Regions from separate parts of the Homo sapiens genome. Here region 1 is linked to region 2. The links are chromatin loops, found by intact Hi-C in ENCODE. Cell type or tissue: heart right ventricle. All regions are shown on one strand. Links, peaks and the distances in the headings refer to the core of each region. The heading gives the core; the rest is flanking DNA.

Region 1 (9,649 bases), core at 1,757-6,756, 360 kb before region 2:
ATCAGCTGAGGTCAGGAGTTCGAGACAAGCCTGGCCAACATAATGAAACCCCATCTCTAGTAAAAACACAAAAATTAGCCAGGCATGGTGGCAGGCACCTGTAATCCCAACTACTCAGGAGGCTGAGGCAAGAGAATCACTTGAACCTGGGAGGTGGAGGTTGTAGTGAGCCAAGATCATGCCATTGCCCTCCAGCCTGGGTGACAAGGTGAGACTTTGTCTCAAAAAAAAAAAAGTTTCCATACAATATAATTTGTTCCATCTCTAGAAACCAATGCAGCAATAACTGAAAGCCACCACTTGGAAGGTTTCAAGGATTTAGCTCTACCTGTTGATGTCCAAAGCATTAGTTAAGGTAGAAAAAAAATACACACACACACACACACACACACACACACACACTCTCTCTCTCTCTCTCTCTCTCTCTCTCACCCCTATGTAGTCAGTACCAGGAAACATGAAAGACTAGATGGTACAGTCATCCAACACAAAGCACACAATAACTGAAGGCACTGTAGAGGAGTAACTTATGACACAAATCTACAATATTGTTGAGTGAACATGCAGATTACAAAAAAAAATCTGATTTTTTAAGGGAGAGGGAACACATACAAGCAAAGGAGAAAAGAGATGAGCAGATGACTGAAAGATACAAAATTCTGATAGTGGTACATTCTGAGTGGTAGAATTATTGGTATTACTTTCTAGTTTTGCCTAAAAATTTTCTAAATTTCTTAAAATAAGAACTTTTTGTTACCCATATTATAAAATATCCATCACCCCAGGAAACTTAACCTTGAGCACAAACTCTACAACATGTTCAATGTTTGTTCAGTTTAATATTTAAGAGACAACCTATTTTGAAAGAAATCTAAAATGATGACCAATATTTAAACCTATGCATTAATATTTTTCAATCATATCCTTTACATTTTGTAATTTTGATAAGGTTAAGCTTTAGATCCATCTTGAAAAGATAAGTTTTCTATTTGTCTTTAAAATACGACCCACAATATGCCTGTTTTTAAACAGTGAATGATGCTCAAAAATCACAATATAAATTCAGGCAGTGTTCCCTACATGGAATGTTTAAGTACTTCTAACACTGCTCTTTTTCACCGGTTATGAAAACACAGAACAATTATCTAAGCATCTAATTATTCAGGTCCTTTGTTTCTCCTCCATTCTATTAGTTTTATAGTAATTTTAGGGCCTGTGAGGATGAAGTTCTCTGTGACAGCTACCACAAAGCTTACTATAAGCAGACAAATTTCAAACAAGTTTATCACCACTACCAACCCCACCATAAAACTGTCTCAATCAAGGGCAACACAATTCAAGGTTAGCCAAGACAACCTCTTTACCTGTCACTGCTTAAGAAAAGGATTTTTTGGTCTTAATTAGAAACAATATTCTGTATCTATTTTTCTCCATAAATCCACTGAGACCAATGTGTGGCTCTATCTCAAGCACCAGCAAGCAAAACTGCCTGCCGGTATGTTAGGTTTTTGTATCTTTCCAAATGTAGGGCACAGCTATCTTTTGATATAATTTTTTGAAAACTGATGCACATATTTTTCTTGCAAGTTCAGCCAGGCACGGTAGCTCATGCCTGTAATCCCAGCACTTTGGGAGGCCAAGGCAGGCAGATTATGAGGTCAGGAGTTCAAGACCAACCTGGCCAACATGGTGAAACCCGACTCTACTAAAATTACAAAAATTAGACAGGTGCAGTGGCAGATGCCTGTAATCCCAGCTACTAAGGAGGCTGAGGCAGGAGAATCGATTGAACGTGGGCGGCAGAGTTTCCAGTAAGCCGAGATTGTGCCACTGCACTCCAGCCTGGGTGATAGAGTGAGACTCCTTCTCAAAATTAAAAAAAGAAAAAAAGAATTTCAGATATACAGCAGTTGTAATTTTTCTGAAGGCTGGTTATGGGACACGTTACTTTCATACTTTGCTGTTCAATAAATGTGGGGTGGAGAATAAAGTAAATTGACAGAATTACCATATAAAATAAAATTCTAAGTCCTCTGACAACAAAAGAAACTTATAACACACACACACACACACACACACACACACACACACACACACACACAGAGTTTTCCCTGCTAATCATTTTACATCTAAACAACCAAGTAGCTAACCCAGAGCCCACAAAAGCAGAGTAAAAATTCTAACACTTGGTAAAATAAAAATGCACATATATCCCTGTCATCTAAAAAAAAATGCTTACGTATTCAAAGACAGCAATTACAGCTACTGAGAACATCATTGTTAGCAAACTGAGGCAGAGAAAACAAAGGTGCTGATGAGGATTTGAACCACCTAAGCTGCAGAAACCCACTGGATGGTTTCCTAGGTTCCAAGTTGGCATTATCTTTCAGAACGATCTTCTAGAAGAGATCACATAACACTGTTACAAAGGATCTGGAGAAAGGGACCCTGGCTTCATCACTCTGGCTCTCCAGTCATGCTTTACATTTTCACTTCTTACACTCTCTTTCATAGGAAGTCAATTTACAGGCCTCCATCAAGCCCTTAGAGACCTTTTTGTACTATCCATGACAAGTTCTTGATGTTATGTCTGCACTTCTGACAAATTCTTAGCAGTTAACTTACAAGGCAGTTAAGGTTTTTGTTCAAGCACAATATAGCTAGAATAGGGTCATACATTCAATAAAACAAATATTTACCAAGCATTTATTGAGTAGAAGATAAAAAGCACAAAGCATAATTATAAACTATTCTCCCCTGCCATCATAAAAAAAAAATTAAAAAGCCTTACAGAATACAGCATAACATGACCAAAGCAAAAATAGTGAGGACTAAAGAGGGGAGGAAGGGGAAATATCAGCATGAACTGAATATGACCCAGAAGAGCCTTGATGGTCAGACATGTAAAGACAAATTGGGTAGGGTTAGGGGGTGGCTGTCAGGGGCACATTCTACAGGGGAAAAATAGATGATACAGAAGCCTGAAAGGAAAGCGGGCAGAGCACCTGGACAGGACTCTTACCTGCTGCATCCAGGGTACAATGTGCCTTTCCAGAACACAGCAGCGACCCGGGATAGAGGGATCGCTCAAACAGCACCAGAGGCTGCATTCCAACTTTTCCTCCATCAACAAGCCCGTTTTCATTGTTAGTTTCTCCTTAAACACGATTGGCTGAACATGCGGGAACAAGGAAAACCTGACTGAAGAACGAGGCATTTAAGCTTAAGGGCCTTGGATCTGGGCGCGGTGGCTCAGGCCTGTAATCCCAGAACTCTGGGAGGCAGAGATGGGTCATTTGAGGTCAGGAGTTCGAGACCAGCCTGGCCAACATGGTGAAACCCTGTCTCTACTAAACAACACAAAAGTTAGCCAGGCGTGGTGTCAGGAGCCTGTAATCCTAGCTACTCGGGAGGCTGAGGCAGGAGAATCGCTTGAACCCATGGACTGTCAAGAGACGGAGGCTGCAGTAAGCCGAGATCACCCCACTGCACTCCAGCCTGGGCGACAGAGTGAGACTCCATCTCAACAAGTGCCTGCCACCATGCCCGGCTAATTTTTGTATTTTTAGTAGAGACAGGGTTTTACCATGTTGGCCGGGCTAGTCTAGAACTCCTGACCTCAGGCGATCCAGCTGCGTCAGCCTCCCAAAGTACTGGGATTACAGGAACGAGCACTGCGCCCGGCCAAAACCCCGAAAATCTTGAAGGCCTTTCCCCTTCCCCGCCCGGGCTCAAACAACAGCCGGAGACGCCCTGCCACGCCCCGTCGCGGTCCCGGGGAGCAGGCTGGCTGACTGAGGGCGACCATGGGCCCCGAAAGGGCTGCGGGCGACGCGGGCTCCCACCTCGGGGCGCGGTGACTGGGGCGAGAGGTGCCGGCAGCCCCCAAGCCAGCCCCGCAGCAAGGAGCCAGAGAGACGCGCCCTCCCCCTCCTCCCACCCAAGCCTCCCGCAGTCCCGGCGATCGGGGCCAGGCCAGTCGCGGGAGAAAGGTGCGCGCTCACCCGGCCCGGGGAACCGGGGCCTCTCCTGGGCAGGTTCCCCTTTGTCCCGGGACTCCGGGCTCTTCCTCTCCGCCCTCGCCCTGCCGTGTGAAGCCGCCGCTGGGCGCCTCACCGTGATGTTGCAGTGGAGCCTGAGCTGCCGCGGCGGCTCCTGGTTCTTGTGGAAAATAGAGGACAACAACTTCAGCTTGGCCTTGAACCCTGACACGGACATTTTACTCTCACCTCTGGCGGGAGGGGCGCGGAAGGTGAGCCGGTCGGGAGCCGCTGTCATGGCCGCGACCACCCGCGGGACCTCTCGGCGGCGCTCTCGCGGCTCCGCCTCTCCCCGCTGCCTCAACTCTAGTCGGAGTAGGGCTGGAAAATGGCAAGGGGCACCGAGGCCTCTGCGGGGAGCTGTGTGGCGGCCTGGGCGGCTGCTCCCCTTGTAACAGACTCCACCGACAGGAGGCGCTCCTCCTGTCAAGCCACAGCTTAAAAGGACAACAGCACCACCGCCCCCGCTACCGCCTGGGAAAGGGCTGCCCCTACCCCGCTCCCGTCCCTCTCGTCCCTCACCCCTCACCCCTCACCTCTCACCCCCGCGCGCCCGGTGCGCACCCGTTTCGGCGGGTGCACGAGTCCAGAGCATGTGCGCGCTTCCGGCTGCCCCCTCCTGGCTTTGACCCAGCACTGCTGGACCCATCTAGTCCGTTCCTCACACTCGCGGACTGGAAGCTCCAGGCTGCACAACCACCAACTGGTGTGTGTGTATTTAGGGGCGGGGGGAGGTACAAAACCACCAACTCGTGTGTGTGTGTGTGTGTGTGTGTGTGTGTGTGTGTGTGTGTCTCCCAAGGGAACAGCACTGCTGAGTTCAGGCTATCAGCTCATGGACTGTCAGCAAAATACAGTCACAAGAAGGCTATGTGCTGTTTTGTCTTTTGCAGTGATGTCATGTTGCTCATGTTTTATGTTTTTCAGAGTTCATTAGTTTCTTTTTGTTCTCAGTAATATCCAGCTCAATAGATTGTGTAAGTAGAATACCCCCAAACTGAAAGTCACCTACATAAAATATAGTGAAAAATATGTCACCCACTTAAACTATAGTTGAAAATATGTACTCATTAGTTTTGTGTAGCCAACACTGGATAATGGGTAAGGAAGGGCACAGGATCCCAGGGCTAGACTGCCTGGGTTCAAGTTCCGATTTAGCTGCTTGCTGGCTGTGAAATGCTTGACAGCTTTAAGCCTCAGTTTCTTTTTTTTTTTTTAACTTAATCCCAAATGTGATAGTAAGTCTCAGTTTCTTGATCTGAAAAACAGAAATTATTCAATGAGAGTCCATGTGAAAACTTTAAAGTTTTAAAGCCACTTTCTGGCTCAGGAAAGTCCTCAGCTTTAGCTGTTAAAGTTTTAAAAGCCACTTTAAAGTTTTAAAGCCACTGCCTGGCTCAGGAAAGCCCTCAGCTTTAGCCATTATTAGCTATGATTATTATTGTGCTGGCTACACATGCATTAATGAGGCAGGAAAATGCTCAAGGATAACAACCAAGTATCCAAATTATCTCATCAGACCGAAACAGATGCATATGTTTGCATGCTCATGTTTTAGCTCAGAGCCATTTGTCTAAAAGACTCTTGAACTCAGGGGTCCAGGCAGTATCAACTTTACTTTGCAGTGAAGCCATCACGTTTGTTAATCAATGAAAACGACATAATGCTCTTTTTTTTTTTTTTTTTTTTTAGCACCAACCATGTGCCTAAAGCTAACTGTGTCAAAAAGAGCATGCTTCGAGGGGCTGGAGTGAGCAATTCAACTTGTGGAGAAATAAGAAATAATAGTGTTGAGACAAGAAACATAAAACCGCAGGGTAAGGTAGGAATCACTGAAGGTCAGGCAAAGGAACTGGCATCCAGTAATGAGTCAGGCTTTGACGGCCTCTGGCCCTACAGATGGCTCTTTGGAGAGGAAAAAATTAAGCCAGGCCTGAGGCCACAGATCCTAAGGGACTGCTGGCAGCTCTAGGCTGTCTATGGAAGAGAAGCAGAGGGTGGCACCTGGTTGAAAGAGGGAGCTGGGGGGCATGGCTTGAGCCCGCATTTACAGATAGAGTCCCCTGATTCCTGCAACTGGGGAAGAAGAGCATGCCTGGATCAGGGGACCTCAAATCAGAACTCTTCCCACCCACACCCCTTCTTTTCAGGGCATCTTTCACTGCAAACAACAGATAAACTAGTTAGAAAGCTCAGCAGATTCTCAGGATGGTGCCTAGCGGGCAGGGCCTAGCTACCCTTTGACAGTGACTGAGGGTGATGCCACAGGCCCGTAAGCACACATTGGAAAATCTTTACATCCATGGACACGCCATGCCCCACAGAGACAGCTGTGCAGGGTTCTTTAGGTTTGGGGTGCTCTGCTGGCAGTTGCCTTATAAATATATAGGATTAAAATGGGATGCCCTGGAGCTTAGCTAACCTTTACACCCCACTCTAAAAGGAACGGACTGCTAGTTTTGTCTGCTTTATAAAAGATGGATCTGTCATTGTTTTTAGAACTTTTGGAGAAAGATTTCTTGGGAGGAAGCTATCCTGAACGCTTAGAGACTTTTCTCATTTACTGGCACACCAGCTTTAGAGTCCTAGGTCTTCATCCTGGCTCAGCCACCCTCCAGCTGTGTGAACTTTGAGAAGTTGCTTGACTACACTGAGTCTCGTTGTCACTATGAGTGGAGGTTGCTACGTTGCTACTGTGTGGAGCACCTACCCCCAAGCACTCTTATAAGGTGATGGTGAAGATTAAATGAAATAATACGGCTCAAGGGGGAGGATCACTTGAAGCCAGGAGTTTGAGACTAGCCTGGGCAACAAAGCCAGACCTCATTTCTATGAAAATGTTTTTTGTTTTCTTTTGTTTTGCTTTTTGAGATGGAGTCTCGCTCTGTTGCCCAGGCTGGAGTGCAGTGGCATGATCTCAGCTCACTGCAAGCTCTGCCTCCTGGGTTCATGCCATTCTCCTGCGTCAGCCTCTGGAGTAGCTGGGACTACAGGCGCCCGCCACCACACCCAGCTAATTTTTTGCATTTTTAGTAGAAACGGGGTTTCACCATGTTAGCCAGGATGGTCTCGATATCCTCACCTTGTGATCCACCTGCCTCGGCCTCCCAAAGTGCTGGGATTACAGGCATGAGCCACCTGCCCGGCCCGAAAATGTTTTTTAAAAAATTAGCTGGACTTGATGGTTTATGCCTGTATTCCCAGCTACTCGGGAGGCTGAGGTGAGATCATTTGAGCCCAGGAGTTTGAGGCTGCAGTGAGCCATGATCACGCCACTGCACTCCAGCTCAGGCAACAGAGAGAGACCCTATCTCAAATCAATGAATAAGTAAGTAAATAAATAAATAAATGAAATAATGCACACAATTACTACACTAGTACATGATCAGGCACATGATAAATGCTCAATAAATGGTAGCCCCAATAAGCTTTGTAATGTTTTGGGAAAGGGTGTCCTTTGGACTCAGCCCAGTGACAGAAGCATTTGAAAAGACTGATTTGTATGATGGCTATTTCCTCCAGGTACAAACCTGTACCTCCAGGGACCCAGGGCATTGGCTCAGTGGGGCACCTTGTTCTATTTTCTCTTGTTTTGGGCAGCACTGATTGCCCTAGGGCTAATCAGGACTGCCACCCCAGACTCCATTGCCAAGAGTATCCCCCTCCCCAAGCTAGCCATGGGAAAGCCACTTGCATCCTAAGACTACTGGAAATTAAAGGGAATAAAAAGCACAATTTAGTCGCTCACTCTCCAGCTGATGGGAAATAGGTTTTTGCTATTTTGAACAGAGCTGTTAGGAACATTCCTTGTCCACATCCCCTGTTTTATATTGTTTTATATAGGCAAGAATTTCTTTTGGATGTAGAGTAGAATTGCTGAGCTGGGAGGAGTATGAATATTCAGCCTTATGAGATGGAGCCAAATTGTTTTCCAAAGTGGTTATACCAGTGTATACTCCCAGCAGCAGTTCTTAAGAGATCTCAGGATCTCTATCTTCTGGTGATGTCACAACATACAAAAAGAATGAATGCCAGCTATAAACAACAATAAGGATGAATCTTAGCAATATAATATTAAGTGAAAAAAAACAAGTTCCAGAAGGATGCATACAGCATCCTCTATATAGCTTGGAAAAGAAAATGTGGGCATGGTGGCTCATGCCTGTAATCCCAGCACTTTGGGAGGCCAAGGCAGGAGGATTGCTTTAGGCCAGGAATTCAAGACCAGCCTAGGCAACATAGCAAAACTCTGTCTCTACAAAAACTAGAAAAATTAACTGGGTGTGGTGGTGCAGGCTTGTAGTCCCAGCTACTCATGAGGCTGAGGTGGGAGGATCTCTTGAGTCTAGGTGATCAAGGTTACAGTGAGCCATTACTGCACCACTGCACTCAGAGACAGTAAGTAACTTGTCTAAGGTGGCCTCATTAGAAGTTAGCTGCGGCCAGGCGCAGTGGCTCACACCTGTAATCCCAGCACTTTGGAAGGCTGAGGCGGGCGGATCATGAGGTCAGGAGATCGAGACCATCCTGGCTAACACAGTGAAACCCCATCTCTACTGAAAATACAAAAAAAAATTAGCCGGGCATGGTGGCAGGCGCCTGTAGTCCCAGCTACTTGGGAGGCTGAGGCAGGAGAATGGCGTGAACCCGGGAGGCAGAGCTTGCAATGAGCCAAGATCGGGCCACTGCACTCCAGCCTGGGCAACACAGTGAGACTCCATCTCAAAAAAAAAAAAGAAGAAGTTAGCTGTGGTGGCTGGGTGCAGTGGCTCATGCCTATAATCCCAAAACTCAGGGAGGCCAAGGCAGGAGGATCACCTAAGATCAGGAATGTGAGACCAGCCAGGCCAACATGGTGAAACCCTGTCTTTACTAAAAATACAAACATTAGCCAGGTGTGGTGGTGGATACCTGTAATCCCAGCTACTCTGGAGGCTGAGGCAAGAGAATAGCTTGAACCCAAGAGGCAGACATTGCAGTGAGCTGAGACTGCACCACTGCACTCCAGCCTGGATGACAGAGCAAGACTCCATCTCAAAAAAAAAAAAAAAAAAAGATTCAAAAGCGTTAGAAACCAAATAAATGTAATGAAAACAATCAGATTTTCTGCTTAAAGACCAGCGAAGAGGACAAATGGGAGGGGGAAACTGGAGCTCTGCCCCTGTTGGTGGGAGTATAAACTGAACCAATTTTTCTGCAGGATAATTTGAAAATTTATATTAAAAACCCTAAAACTGTTGTACGTTATTTTCCTCCAGAAATTCTACTTCTATGAATTAAATCCAAAAATGCTTGCTCTAATCCACTAAAAATATACATATAAGAAAATTTATTTCTGGGGTGGCAATGATTAAGTTAATATACATCGAGCTATTAAAAATGATGATGCTAAGGATAGATTTACTGCCATAGAAATATGCCTAAAACATAGTGACAAAAGACTATATAATGATTCTACTTTTTAAAATGTGTATATGCATAAAAAAGTATAAAAAGCAACAAGGCAGAATGTTTTGAGTGGCAAAATTAAAGACTTTTCTTCATATTTTGTCTTCCAAATTATTAGAAAAAGAATATGATTTTCTTTATAATCAGGGAGAAGTATTATT
Region 2 (9,649 bases), core at 1,984-6,983:
CGGGCTTTGCGCATGGCCACCTGGGGCAAAGCTTCCTGGTGTTCCATTTACTGAGTGCATGCTAGGTACCAGGCAGTATGCTAGGTGTTTTAATATCCCCATTTTCCAGATGAGAAAATTGAGGCTCCAGAGTAAGTGAGATGCCCAAACCCAGATCTGTCTGACTCCAAAATTTGTGCTCATTTCTCCAGTCTCACACCTGGGCTGTCCCTAGAGATCCGTCCTACTCCTTCCCTCCTCCCTTTCCCCACACTCTCTCTGGGCTCAAGTCCTGCCTCTGCTCCTAAATTATTGCCTGTGCAGTTTACACAGCACAAAGAATTTGTAGGTCAAATTCCAGTGGTGTGAATTAGGCCCTAAAAGCAATCACAATGCTACTGCATGGTGGGCAGAGGGAAATTCTCAAATGCATCCCTCACATAATGCCCGGTAATAATGCTTTACATTCATAAAACACCTTATGCTTTCACATTTGTGCTTTCACAGGCAAATCTTCAAAGGTCTCAATTTTATTTCCTTAATGATCAAAGAAATTCTTGCTTATTGCAGAAACAAATAAGTTTTTAAATCTCTTTCTTAACCCCACTTCCCATGGGTAACTGATTTTATTTTTTATTAATTTTTTTTGTTTGTTTGTTTTTGAGACGGAGTCTTGCTCTGTTGCCAGGCTGGAGTGCAGTGGCGCAATCTTGGCTGACTGCAACCTCTAGCTCCCTGGTTCAAGCGTTTCTCCTGCCTCAGCGTCCTGAGTAGCTAGGATTACAGGCACGCCCCACCGCGCCCAGCTAGTTTTTTTTTTTTTTTTTTTTTTTTTGTATTTTTAGTAGAGACAGGGTTTCACCATGTTGGCCAGGATGGTCTCGATCTCCTGACCTTGTGATCTGCCCACCTCAGCCTCCCAAAGTGCTGGTATTACAGGCATGAGCCACGGTGCCTGGCCTGGTAATTGCTTTTAATAGCGTAGAACAGCTATTCTGAAAGTGGGGTCCATGGACCAGCATTGTCAGCATCACCTGCGAACTTGTTAGAAATGCAAATTCTTGGGCCCACCCTAGACCTGCTGAATCAGAAACGATGGGGGATGCCAAGGCGGGTGGATCATCTGAGGTCAGGAATTTGAGAGCAGCCCGGCCAACATGGTGAAATCTCATCTCTACTAAAAATACAAAAAAATAGCTGGCCGTGGTGGTGGGTGCTTGTAATCCTAGCTATTTGGGAGGCTGAAGCAGGAGAATCACTTGAAACTGGGAGGCGGAGGTTGCAGTGAACTGAGATCGCACCACTGCACAGTAGCCTGGGCAACAGAGTGAGACTGTGTTTCAAAAAAAGAAAAGAAATGATGGGGGTGGAACCAGCATACTGCGTTGCAACAGGCCTCACAGGTGATTCTGATGCCCGCCCAATTTGAGACCACTGACCTAAAATGTCATTCCAAATCTTTCTGTGTAAGTAGGCTTTTAGGTATATACACCTGAGTACTCACATACTTTCTCTCTCTTTTTTTTTTAATAAAAGTTGAGAATCATTGATCAGGAGAAAATAGTTCACAAATTATAAAAAGATATTCAAGCTCACTGATGTTCAAAGGAATTAAGACGATAATAACTTATCTTTCTTCTAAGTGATATGAAACCCTTTACGTGCCCCCAAATGGCAAGTGTGTGGTACTCACCCACTCATGGTAACAGTTTAATTTACTGTAACCTTTTTTGGTGAAGGCCTATCAGTCTATTTATTTTTTATTTATTTTATTCTATATATAATATTTTGTTTTTTTATTTTATTCTATATATAATATTTTATTATTTTATCATATATCACTTTTAATTTTTTTATTTATATAATAAAATATTGTATTTTATTATATAGAGCAATTAAAAATATTTATTTTTTGTTTTTTAACTCCCCACATGACACCAACATGTATTTATATAGAGAGAGACAGAGTTTCCCTCTGTTACTCAAGCTGGAGCACAGTGGTGCAATTACAGCTCACCATAGCCTCAAACTCCTGGACTCAAGCAATTCTCCCACCTCAGCCTCCTGAGTAGCTGGGACTACATACGTGCGCCACCACCCCTGGCTATTTTTTTTTTTTTTTTTTGGTAGAGACGGGATCTTGCTATGTTGCTCAGGCTGGTCTTGAACTCCTGGGCTCAAGCAATCCTCCTGCCTTGGCCTCCCAAAATATTAGGATTACAGGCATGAGCCATTGCATCCAGCTTCAATCACTTTAAAAATATTCTTTCCCTTTGATCCAGCTAGAAAAATTGTGATATAGGGATATTCTCACAAGTGTTCAAGAAATGCAAAATTCCAACATTTGCAAAAGCAAGAAAACTGGACAGCCTAAATGCCCAGCAGTACAGTCATAAGCTGGGTAAGTTGCCCCACACAAGGTGGTAGCATTCAGCATGAGAGTGAGGTGGCCTGTATGTGCTGATTTGGAGATTGACCCTGCCCTGCCTTCTGGCTCTCTGCCCCTGCCCCAGGCTCTCTGGATGCTGTGTGGGGGGTGGGGGGAGGGGGGGGGTGGTGGTAGGCGGTGACCAGAAAATGACCTACATTGTCCCCTTCTTTAATCCCAAATTCCACCTGTCTCTCTCATCTCTGTCCCTGGGGATGATGAGAGATGGGTGAACAAACAGCCAGCCTGCCCCTCCATCTCTCCTTCACTCCGGATGCCTGGACCACACCAATAAGCTCAGCTCTACATGCCACAGAGCTGTCTGGGCAGGGCCAGCTGTTGCGTGACTTTTCAAGAAGTCCCCTTGGGCTCAGGGGCTTTGGTTTCTGGCCTGGTACCCTCCCATCTAGAATTCTAGAGACTGTCATCTGGTTTGCACCTGTCTTGCTGAGGCCTAGAAAAGGGCTCATTAAAACTGGTGCACCCACCCACCCCACCACCAATTGTTTTTGGAAGTGTGGAGGCCAAGGGAAAATTTCCCCTACGTCCTCTGAAGGTTCACTGAAAAATCAGCTCACAAAAGGGAGATTAACAGGAGAAAGGCACACAAATTTATTTAATGCATACACACGGGGGCCTTCAGAAGGAAGACCCAAAGATACAGGGAAAATTGTCCATTTTTACGCTCAGGTTCAACAAAGTATGGATAGCCACATAGAAATAGAATTGGACAAACAGAGTGTGATCTAATACTAATCGACTGAGTGGAGGAAAAACAGCAAAGCCTGTCTGTGTAGACTCTTCTTGGGCTCTCTGAGCATTTTTTCCTTCTGGGTATGGGGCAAGATCCTCTCTGGAAGGGGGGGTCTTATGACCTACACTCAAACAAAGTAGGTCAGATAATTTCTTTATTGCCACTTTTTACCCAGAAAGGCAGAGGGAAGTTAAAGCAATGTTTTTAGGCTTTATGGCTGGCTTTGGGGAAAAGGGCTTCTGGTCTCCGTGCCCTGCCTTGGAGAAGGGGAATTCTAGTTTTTATGGCTAGCCTTGAAGGAGAATTGGACTGATAAATGGGAGGGCAGGACAGAAAAACTTCTTCTGAGGCTACTTCTGAGCCCTTTATTCTAGGTTTTGTTTTAAGAGTCCCAGCAGAAGGAATTTGATATTTCAAAAATGGAAACCCAAAACTTTGTTCCTGAAACTTTTTTTCATGGCAGGATATTGGGGGAGGGGGATGCCATAATATTTTCAGAACTTAGGGCTTTAAATGTCTTAACCTTGTTCTGGTCCCCTTAGACAACGAAAAGAATAACGCTGGTGTTCCTCCTAGTCATTACTTAGAACTTAAACACTGGAAGAATGCTCGCCCATTTCCACAATCTGGCTTAAAACTCAGCCCTCTTTTCTTCCCTTTCTCAGGCAAAAGTCCAGGCCCAGCCCTGGGCAGTCTGGCTTCCCCATTGACAGGGCCTGGGTACCCACTTCCCTTTAGCTGCACAGAATGGGCAGAGGCAGCCAGGATCATCCCTAGGTGCCCTTGAGCCTCCATTTTACAGTCTCTGGTTTGAAAGCCCCAGACTACAACTATAGCTGGCCCAGAGGAAAAGCACCTAACAAACAAACCTTCCTTCCCTTCAATCTCTGGGTCTGCCCCAGTCTTTTCTCCAGAGCAGCTCTCTTTTGCCCCCACCTGGCTCATGACAGTCACTGCACCAGCCCTGTACTGCACGCCCTCTAACTTCCTTCCCCAGTCAGTTCCTCAGTATCTTTGGCTCTGCCCTCAGCCTCTGAATCCCAGAAAGGTCTCTCTTGCCCTTTCCTTCAAGCTCCCAGGTTCGTTCGTTCTTTCTTTCTTTCTTTCTTTCTTTCTTTCTTTCTTTCTTTCTTTCTTTCTTTCTTTCTTTCTTTCTTTCTTTCTTTTCTTTCTTTCTTTTCTTTCTTTCTTTCTTTTTTTTTGAGACAGAGTCTCCCTCTGTCGCCCAGGCTGGAGTGCAGTGGCTCAATCTCGGCTCACTACAACCTCCACCTCCCAGGTTCAAGCAATTCTCCTGCCTCAGCCTCCCAAGTAGCTGGGATTACAGGCATGCGCCACCAACCCAGCTAATTTGTGTATTTTTAGTAGAGACAGGGTTTCACCATGTTGGCCAGGCTGGCCTTGAACTCCTCACCTCAGGTGATCCACCCGCCTCGGCCTCCCAAACTGCTGGGATTACAGGCATGAGCCACTGCGCCCAGCCTCCAAGCTCCCAGATTCTTAAAACCACTTTGTTGCTCAATCTCTGGCTCCCTTCTCCGCACATCCCTCCTATTGCTAATATCTGGATATTTCTAGATCTCCACGGTCCAGTACAGTAGCCACCAAACACACATAGCTATTGAGCACTTGAAATGAGGCTAGTCGTATTGAAAAACTTTTAAGATGTTTTATTAATTTTAAATTTTTATTTTGTCATCCATATTGATAGTTTTATATTGATTACATGGGTGGAAAGAAAATATTTTGGATATATTGAGTTAAATAAGACATTATTAAAATTAATTTAACCTATTTCTTTTTCCTTTTTAAAATGTGGCTATGGCCGGGCGCGGTGGCTCACACCTGTAATTCCAGCACTTTGGGAGGCCGAGGCGGGTGGATCACCTGAGGTCAGGAGTTCAAGACCAGCCTGGGCAACATGGAGAAACCCTGTCTCTACAAAAATACAAAAATTAGCCAGGTATGATGTCAGGTGCCTGTAACCCCAGCTACTCAGGAGTCTGAGGTGGGAGAATTGCTTGAACCCGGGAGGCAGAGGTTGCAGTGAGCCGAGATCGCCCCATTGCACTCCAGCCTGAGCAACACAGCAAGACTCTGTTTCAAAAAAAAAAAAAAAAATGTGGCTTCTAGGCTGGGTGCAGTGGCTCATGCCTGTCATTTCAGTACTTTGGGAGGCCAAGGCAGGAGGATGGCTGAGACCAGGAGCTTGAGACCAGCATGGGCAACATAGGGAGACCCCTATCTCCACAAAAAATTTAAAAAATAAAAAATTACTTGGGCATGGTGGCACACATCTATAGTCCCAGGTACTGGGGAGGCTGAAGTGGGAGGATCACTTGAGCCCAGGAGGTCAAGGCTATAGTGAGCCATGATCATGCCATTACACTCCAGCCTGGGTGACAGAGCGAGACCCTTTGGGTCAGAGAGAGAAGGGTTATGGGCAGGCGTGGGCCCTGGGATGCTAGGATGGAAGGCTCTCCTGACCAGGTGCCTGGGAGGCAGGGCTGGGGAATGTCACAGCCCTGCAGAGTAGCTGGCAGTGGGGAGGTGGGTGTGGGCTGGCCCAGTGCCCAGGGAGCCCTGCCTGTGCAGGACTCAGCCCTTTCCATGATGAGCTGGAAACTAGCAACTGCAGCATTTGAGGCTGTGACCACAACTGGGTCACCCAGGGGACAGTGTGCAGGAATGTGACAACTGCAGGGTGTGTTCTCTGCCGTGACTCAGGTTTACAAACCAGATGTAATCTACAAGTCAGAGGAAGGGTCAGGGTCCTGCCTGGTGGAGGGAAAATCCCAAGATTCCAGGTGTGGCACCATCCCAGCTGGGGCTGAGCAACTGAGGAGGAAGCAGGGGAAGTCCCAAAGCCCAGCCCAGAAAGTCCAGAGAGGACACCTGCCCCAAGTGGGTTTCATCCAGCAAGGGGCAGGGGCCCAGGCTTGCACACCCAGTGTCCACACAGGGCCCTGGGGAGGTATCAGGCTGCTGCCAATTCTTGTTCACATTTTAAGAAGTTTTGTCGATCTTTAAAAAGAAACAACTGGGGTTTAGAAAAAGAAGAAGGACACAATACCTGGGATTCAGAGCCTGAGAGGGTCTCCAGCCTGGCTTCTCAGCAGCAGGCCTGGCACTTCCCTGAGATGGTAATGAGGGGTGCCCACGATCTGCCCTCTGCTTTTTTTTTTTTTTTTTTTTTGAGATGGAGTCTCACTCTGTCGCCCGGGCTGGAGTGCTCAGCTCACTGCAACCTCTGCCTCCTGGGTTCTACCCATTCTCGTGCCTCAGCCTCCCAAATAGCTAGGATTACAGGCACCCACCACCACACCAGGCTAATTTTTGTTTTTTTTTGAGATGGAGTCTCGCACTATTGCCTGGGCTGGAGTGCAATAGTGCGATCTCGGCTCATTGCAACCTCCGCCTCCTGGGTTTAAGTGATTCTCCTGCCTCAGCCTCCCGAGTAGCTGGGATTACAGGCACACACCACCACACCCGGATAATTTTTCTCTATTTTTATTAGAGATGGGGGTTTCACTAAGTTGGCCAGACTGGTCTCGAACTCCTGACCTTGTGATCCTCCCACCTCGGCCTCCCAAAGTGCTAGGATAACAGGTGTGAGCCCCACGCCCGGCCTAATTTTTGTATTCTTAGTAGAGATGGGGTTTCACCATGTTGGCTAGGCTGGTCTCAAACTCCTGACCTCAAGTGATCTGCCCGCCTTGGCCTCCCAAAATGCTGGGATTACAGGCGTGAGCCACTGTGCCTGGCCTGCCCTCTGCTTTTATCAGCCTGAGTGTCTGTCTTCAACTTACCTCCCTCCTCCTTTTTATTTTTATTTAACACTTTAGAATGCAGTTGGCTTATTACAAACTTTAAGAAGAAACATCTATTTTGCTTTTTGTTTATTAAAAAAAATATTGTTGTGGACATTTTGAGAGATACCAAAACACCTGTAATCCCAGCACTTTGGGAGGCCAAGGCAGGCAGATCACAAGGTCAGGAGATTGAGACCATCCTGGCTAACACAGTGAAACCCCGTCTTTACTGAAAATACAAAAAAAAAAAATTAGCTGGGCGTGGTGGTGGGCGCCTGTAGTCCCAGCTACTTGGGAGGCTGAGGCAGGAGAATGGTGTGAACCTGGGAGGTAGAGTTTGCAGTGAGCCAAGATGGCGCCACTACACTCCAGACTGGGCGACAGAGTGAGACTCCATCTCAAAAAAAAAAAAAAAAAAAAAAAAAATGAAAGAAAAGAAAGATACCAAAATGCAGAAAGAAAAGAAAATCGGCCGGGGATGGTGGCTCATGCCTGTAATCCCAGCACTTTGGGAGGCCCAGGTGGGCAGATCACGAGGTCAGGAGTTCGAGACTAGCCTGGCCAACACGGTGAAACGCCATCTCTACTAAAAATACAAAAATTAGCCGGGCGTGGTGGTGCACACCTGTAACCCCAGCTACTCTGGAGGCTGAGGGAGGAGAATTGCTTAAACCCAGGAGGCGGAGGTTACAGTGAGCCAAGATTGTACCGCTGCACTCCAGCCTGGGCAACAGAGCAAGACTCTGTCTTGGAAAAAAAAATAAAGCAAGAAAGAAAATCACCCCTGGCCCCAGCAGCCAGGGACAGTCAATTCATTGCCATTTTGGTGTATTTCTTTCTAATCTTTTCATGCGCCATTTTGGAGTTTGTTTCCCCACTGCCCCTAGTTTTGGTTCTTCTCTACCTGCAATGTTGTGGGCCCTTTCCCACTTCACTGTGAGGCCTTGATGACCATCATTTTCAATGACAGCCTGACGACGCTTAGCCGGTCTCCCATTGTTAGATGTCTGAGTTGGTTCTGATTTCCCTGCTTGGTAAATGACACAGTGATAGGGGGAAACGTGTCATATTTCTCTGTGGAAAAGAACAGAGAAGCAAAGGGTTTGGGGTCCCAGTGAAGATAAAACTTCAGGAAGGGAGAATCCCAGGGGCTGACATTGCTCTGCCATCTTGCTGGGAGTGGTTTTCACAGCGTGGCTCCCAGAAGGAGACTGAGGGTCAAACGGTGGCTGTCATAGAGGCAGATTTCCTGAGAAGGAGTTCTCAAACTGCAGGACTGGATGTGATGGGTTGGCTTGCAGTGGTGAGTTCCCCGTCACAGTAAGCATTCAAAGAGAGAGCCTAGAGAGGGAGTACCTTCCTACGCTAGTACATACCTACACTAAGGTGGAATTGGTTTAGCTCTTAAATCCATTTCATTTCAACTCTTAGGTTCTAGAGCTTTGTCTGAAAGCATTACAAATTCCTCCACTAAGGGGGAAACCTCAGCTAACGGGGATTAGTGGTCAACAGTGACAGCCTAAAAAGGAAGAAAGAACCTTGAACTTGGAGCCAAAAGATGTGATAGGCTCTAATTCCTTCTCTTCCTTTATTTTGGGAAGCCATATTTAATCCTTTGGAGTCTCAGTTTTCTTGTCTGTAAAATGAAGATAACAATATTTGTCATTCCTAACTTAGGGAGCACCAGGAAGAAATAGAAGGTCCTATACATATAGCCTGTGACCTTCTACACATAAAAGGTATTATTATTATTAGTGATGACAGCAGTTATGACAATGAGGACATATCAGTGGGACAGACTACACATGTGCCCTTGCTGCCCTGGGCCGCACTCCTTGGTCGCCAGCATTTCTTCTGACTGTCCACCTAGAACCTGCACTCTCACTCTTGCAGATCGATGCCACCTCGTTGATTGCAGCCTCTGTGATGGCTGCCCCTTGTGCCTTGGCCCTCTCCAAGCTGGTCTACCCGGAGGTGGAGGAGTCCAAGTTTAGGAGGGAGGAAGGAGTGAAACTGACCTATGGGTGAGCACAGCAGGAGGTCCTGCAGACAGGGTAGTGGTACAAGGTGGGGGGAGCAAAGCAGAGGGTCCCGTTCTCTCTGTCCATCACTGTCTTCCACTAGCCTGGGCCCATCTCTCCACTTTTCCTGCTCTGGTTTGGGCTTCATTTGCTGTCTTAGTCCATTTTCTGTTGCTTATAACAGAAATCCTGAAACTGGGTACTTTATAAAGAATAAGAATTTATTTCTTACAGTTATGGAGGCTGAGAAGTCCAAGGTCGAGGGGTTGTATCTGGCGAGAGCCTTCTTGCTGCTGGGGATTCTGCAGAGTCCCAAGTTGGCACAGGGCATCACATGGCGAGGGGTTGAGGGGTGCCAGGCAGGGAACTGAGCATGCTAGCTCAGATCTCTCTTCTTCTTCTTAAGAAGCCACCAGTCAAGTCCAGGTGCGATGGTTCATGCCTGTAATCCCAGCACTTTGGGAGGCTGAGGCAGGCAAATCACTTAAGGTCAGGAGTTCAAGACCAGCCTGGCCAACATGGTGAAACCCCATCTCTATTTAAAATACAAAAGTTAGCCAGGCATAAAGGCTCACGCCTGTAATTCCAGCAACTTAGGGGGCTGAGGCACGAGAATTGCTTGAATCCGGGAGGTGGAGGTTGCAGTAAGCCTAGA

What was found. A loop is a pair of places that touch in the nucleus more often than their neighbours do. Peaks named below come from ENCODE experiments on the same cell type or tissue, not always from the same donor. Only the 100,000 strongest peaks of a DNase experiment are listed, where the experiment ranks them.
Region 1: it touches region 2 in a loop (2.6-fold over the local background); 57 of 110 quality-filtered maps call a loop at or near these places.

Annotation. Positions count from the first base shown.
Region 1 is chr15:84,566,483-84,576,131 of GRCh38, forward strand. It overlaps LINC00933 (long intergenic non-protein coding RNA 933), which reads left to right and starts at 4,167. Exons shown (of 4, transcript NR_038274.1): 1 at 4,167-4,252; 2 at 5,733-5,862; 3 at 6,540-6,769. It also overlaps the pseudogene UBE2Q2P1. In heart right ventricle, for the core only: CTCF peaks have their summits at 4,449 and 4,654 (motif pointing left); DNase peaks (open chromatin) are centred at 3,739 and 4,559; H3K4me3 peaks cover 2,099 bases; H3K27ac peaks cover 2,402 bases.
Region 2 is chr15:84,924,279-84,933,927 of GRCh38, forward strand. SLC28A1 (solute carrier family 28 member 1) reads left to right here. Exons shown (of 19, transcript NM_004213.5): 13 at 8,867-8,997. Among named protein-coding and RNA genes, the nearest start is that of SLC28A1, 44 kb to the left of the region's middle. RefSeq lists enhancers at 1-376, 3,789-3,848. In heart right ventricle, for the core only: a CTCF peak has its summit at 4,106; a DNase peak (open chromatin) is centred at 4,083; H3K27ac peaks cover 1,450 bases.